2 separate regions of the Homo sapiens genome follow, and region 1 is linked to region 2. Evidence: chromatin loops called from intact Hi-C (ENCODE). Cell type or tissue: heart right ventricle. All regions are shown on one strand.

Region 1 (2,500 bases), 350 kb before region 2:
CTACTCTGCTTGTTTTATTTACTAAGAATGTCACAAGCATATAAGAAAGTGGTGTTGCACATTTTAGATTCATTTGTTACTGCATTATGAAAAACAGGATGGCATTTTTAATCTAGTTTATCTGATCCTGAATTTTAAGAAGGGTTTACAGCATTTCAACTAGACTACTTACCCTTGGTTTCTTTTCCAATTCCAATAGGAAATCTGCAGGACTCAATCTGATTCCACCAGAATCATGATCTCTGTGGCCTCCTACTGCTAGCTATCTAGAATGGCAGCTTTTGTGTATTTAATACTTAAAACAGTTCTGTAGCAAATTGTTCTATTAATGAAAATAGTAGAGACTCCTTCTGCCCTCTAGTTTTTCTCCCATGTATGTAATAATGACGACCCCAAAAGTAACATCTTAGACATGATTCACAACCAGACCAAATCTATGATTGAGGTAAACAAAATATATACAAAGCTAAGAGTCATTAATTAGATCATTCATGTCTCCAACATCATTTCCTGTAACAATCAATGAGAAGCAATTCACAGATTCCTTCTCAGCTGGGTGCAGTGGCTCATGCCTATAATCGCAGCACTTTGGGAGGCTGAAGTGAGAGGATCGCTTGGGGCTAGGAGTTCGAGACCAGCGTGGGGAACATAGCAAGACCCTCCTCCCAACCCCCCCCCCCACCCATCTCCATTATTTTTAAAAAGGTATTTTTAAAAAAAGAAAGAAAGAAAAACAATTCTTTCTGTTTTAACTATTGTTTGCACATATCTTATATACCATGTGGTCTTCATTTCACCCCTGGCACCTTTACTTACCTACTCTGCTTCTTCATGACTGGTCACGGTAAAAGCTAATTAGTGCTTCTGCCTGTCAGAAGACTCATTCTTGACAGTTCTTGCTGACAAGCAGTCTTAGTCACAAACAAATAGGGCTTCACGTTCAGCCAGACTCTAAGTCTCACCGTCCCTCTGGGAGGCAGCAGAGAGTTCCAGCTAACTCGAGAAAAGACAACACAGCCAGAGAGGATGGCTGCCTGCAGGCTGACAACGCTGTTTCAGAGCACCCTAACACTTTCGACACAAGTAGATTACACCGGGGGAAGAGTTTAGGGATGAACACGGGAAAAGTACATAAAATCTAAGCAAACAAACAAAGCCCTCCTCCAAAAAAAAAAAAAAAAAAAAAAAGAAAAGAAAAGAATTATTAACACCAGGGAAAACAAAAAGTTGTGCTGGAAAGAAAAGGCAACCATAGATTATATAACTCAGCTGGGAATAATGTTTTCAAAGTCCTAACAATGTAAATGCTGAATTATTCAAAATGTAATTATAATGAAAAGAAAAGGGCTATGCACATGGGGTGGGGGTGCATAAGATAAATTCTCCTGGCCGGGGCGGTGCCTCACGCCTGTAATCCCAGCACTTTGGGAGGCCGAGGCGGGCAGATCACGAGGTCAGGGGATCGAGACCGTCCTGGCTAACACGGTGAAACCCCGTCTCTACTAAAAATACAAAAAAAATTAGCCGGCGCGGTGGCGGGCACCTGTAATCTCAGCTACTCGGGAGGCTGACGTAGGAGAATGGCATGAACCTGGAAGGCGGAGCTTGCAGTGAGCCGAGATGGCGCCACTGCACTCCAGCCTGGGGTACAGAGCAAGACTCCATCTCAAAAAAAAAAAAAAAAAAAAAAAAGATAAATTCTCCTTTATCATGAGAGGTCAAAGGTAATGCCTAACACTGAAAAAGTAAGAAGAGGATAGAGCAATGCCTGTTTAGAGAGCTGGAGGTAAACAAGCAGAACAATCCGCTCTAAGAGTTGAGCTCAGAGAGCAAGGGATGGGGCAGGAGTGACAGCGGGGAGACTGCTGGTCTTTGTAACAAGCCTTGTACCTAACAAGCTCTTGGAATATGCGGGTTGTGTGCATGTACAACTTTAGAGTTAAATTAACACTAGTTTAAAAGTGGCCAAGTAGAGACTAGAACCCAGAGTTGCTTAGTTTAGTGCTTGTGCCACTGTATAATACCCTTTATAAAAAATTACATATATTTTCCACTCTTGAATATAGAGAAAACAATGATATTTTATCAAAACAATGTAATGTACTATTGTTCTTGTCAAGGGTATTGTGTTTTCATTTCATGGACAAAGAAAAAAATCAAATATTCAGCAGTTGAATTGCAGACATACCAGTCTATAATAGGGGCAGGGAAAAACACAATATTCTTGAGTAAGACCTTCTCTGTTAAGGGGCACTCTTTTATTACAGAAACACATAAACACACACAATAAAATACAATGAGGTATCTCAGCACTTTGGGAGGCCAAGGTGGGCGAATCACTTGAGGTCAGGAGTTTGAGACTAGCCTGGCCAACATGGTGAAACCCTGTCTATAATAAAAATAAAAAAATCAGCCGGGCACAGTAGCGGGCACCTGTGTTCCCAGCTACTCGGGAGGCTGAGGCATGAGAATCGCTTGAACCCAGGAGGCGAAGGTTGCA
Region 2 (2,500 bases):
TTCTTTCTCAATCAGAATAGGTATGAAGACTTAGGCAAAGCTCTAATATTTGGTATCTACAAAAGAAGTTGATGGAGAGTTGCTTGTCACTTGGAAGAGCCTTTCTGTAGAAATTTGAACCTTTAACTGTTCTGTAGCTATTATATGAAAGTGCTTTTATTATTATTTTTATTTATTTATTTATTTTTTGAGATGGAGTTTCACTCTTGTTGTCCAGGCTGGAGTGCAATGGCACAGTCTCAGCTCACTGCAACCTCCACGTCCTGGGTTCAAGTGATTCTCCTGCCTCAGCCTCCTGAGTAGCTGGGATTACAGGCATGTGCCACCACGCCTGGCTAATTTTGTATTTTCAGTAGAGCCAGGCTTTCTCCATGTTGGTCATGCTGGTCTCGAACTCCCGACCTCAGGTGATCCGCCTGCCTCGGCCTCCCAAAGTGCTGGGATTACTGGAGTGAGCCACCACATCCGGCCTGAAAGTGCTTTTATTTTTTTACATGTGGTACCACATAGTTTTTCTTGATGTTCCTTAAAGAAACTTTTGAAGAGAGTGCCTAAACATGGGTTTTGGTTGCTATTACAAATTTATTCATATGGCTGTACTTCTGAAAGTAATGTGCATCTTTCTTTTACACTGTTAACAGAAAGAATTCTGAAATGCAGACTTCATTAGGAATACAAAGTATATTGTCATAGGCATAACAATTCAGCCTTTTAGTAAGGAAAGTAACTGTATGTTGAATTCACCCAAAAGATTTAGATAGTGTTGTAATCATAGCTTTATGTAAGAATACAGTTCTATTTAAAAAGGGAGGCAGTGAATTCAGTTGATGATCTGCTGGGTCATGATACTTCAAGGGGATGGCTTAAGAAGGGAAAGGTAAAGAGCATATAAAATATTTTTCCCCTCTTCAAAAAATTCAAAAATATTTCTGTCTTCAAAAATTGTCATGTTAATTTAAGTCTTACTGAACTTCACTTTTAGAAGCATTCAGACTCTATCTAAATATTATAGAGTTTTATTTCTATCTTAAAGATAAATTTGTTTCTTAAAACCTTTTTTTAAAAAATTTTTTTCTCTCGGTGTCTTAACTAAGAATTAAGGTAACTTCTTTCACCAGCCTGTTAACCCTTCCCCTGCCTCTTCTTTTTGATACATGAATTTTGTCTAAGTTTTGGGCCCAGGCTATGTCAATGCGTAGTATACACATCCTATACAGTGTCAGAGTGGAAAAACTGATTTAATTACAAAAGTAGTGTGCCATCTTGTGGAGGATTATGCAATCAGCACAGTCTGATTTATCCTAAAAATCAAAGTAGAAGACAGATATTGCACTTGGGCACTAAAAATAAAAAGCCTATTCCATTGTGCAAAAAGACACTGAGATGTCTTTATATACCTTACATTTCTACATTATTTTTAGTGCATATAAGATGTGTAGATTGGTACTACTGGTAGTCGGTAGCTCCAGGGTTTGTTTTATACTGGTACCAAATTGGTACATGTACTATACCAAAGAATGTGGTTGAATTTTAGTTTTTGTGGCCTAAGTAATGAAAAATAGATTGATTGGTGATTGACTCAGTGTTTTAGAATGAAATTTGTTTGCCGTTTCGAACATAGGCCACTTTACCTCCAATCCCTGTCATTCTCAACTCCTTCAGTCAGTCCTGTATGCTGCAAGTTCAGATGTTACCTTGCTACCCCTCTGCCTAAGATCTTCTGTGGCTTCTCCACTGTCTGTGTGGAGTCAAGTTCAAAGTCTTTATCCTGTTATTTAATCCCTTCCATGATCTGGACACACCTGTCTTTTAACCTCCTCTCCACCTCCTACCTATGTGTTCTTTTAAATCAAACAGTGTATTTATTCATCACACAGTTTAACCATTTAACATGCATTATTTAATTTAATTTAATTCTCACAGCAGCTTTATGGGATAGATACTGTATCACATCTTAGAGATTAAGAAACCAATAGTTAAGGAACTGTGTGGTGGTCACATAGCTGTGGTGATAGAGCCAGGATTGTAGCCAAGATCTGCCTGACTAGAGTACATGTTCATTAAAACACTTTTGACGTGTTTTTCTGTCTCTATACTTTTGCTATTCTTTTTACTCTGTTTGAAAAGCCCTCTTTTTTTTTTGTTCTGTATCCTGCCTTCCTGCTGGTGCATAGGTCAAATACCACTGTTACCATGAAATCTCTTCTGAGTCCCCTCAGCCAGATATACTGTCTTCCCTCTTTTGAACCCTCATGGTGCTTTTTACCTTGTTTATCTTTCTTATGACATTTAGTCTGCCCTGCGTTATGTTGCTCTATTTGCCTTTTGATATTCTTGGCTAGATTGTAAGTTCCTTGAGGATAGGGACTGGGGACTATGTCTTCTTTCTTTTGAATTCTCTAAAGTGCTTTGCGAATTCTCAGTACTCAAAAAGTGTTGAATAAACATTCCTCAAAGTGCTGGGAGAAATGGATAGACACTATAGCCTATATCCCATTCA

The links. Hi-C counts contacts between places; a loop is a spot of excess contacts. Peaks named below come from ENCODE experiments on the same cell type or tissue, not always from the same donor. Only the 100,000 strongest peaks of a DNase experiment are listed, where the experiment ranks them.
Region 1: a loop joins it to region 2, with 3 times the contacts of the local background. A loop is called at or near these places in 62 of 110 quality-filtered maps.

The regions. Positions count from the first base shown.
Region 1 is chr7:131,068,434-131,070,933 of GRCh38, forward strand. The region is part of intron 2 of LINC-PINT (long intergenic non-protein coding RNA, p53 induced transcript); the gene reads right to left. Among named protein-coding and RNA genes, the nearest start is that of LINC-PINT, 40 kb to the right of the region's middle. RefSeq lists an enhancer at 1,548-1,692 and a cis regulatory region at 1,620. In heart right ventricle, CTCF peaks have their summits at 232 and 974; a DNase peak (open chromatin) is centred at 998; H3K27ac peaks cover 2,103 bases.
Region 2 is chr7:131,423,161-131,425,660 of GRCh38, forward strand. All of the region lies in intron 8 of MKLN1 (muskelin 1), which reads left to right. Among named protein-coding and RNA genes, the nearest start is that of MKLN1, 97 kb to the left of the region's middle. In heart right ventricle, CTCF peaks have their summits at 1,276 (motif pointing left) and 1,475; no DNase peak of the experiment used is centred here; H3K27ac peaks cover 44 bases.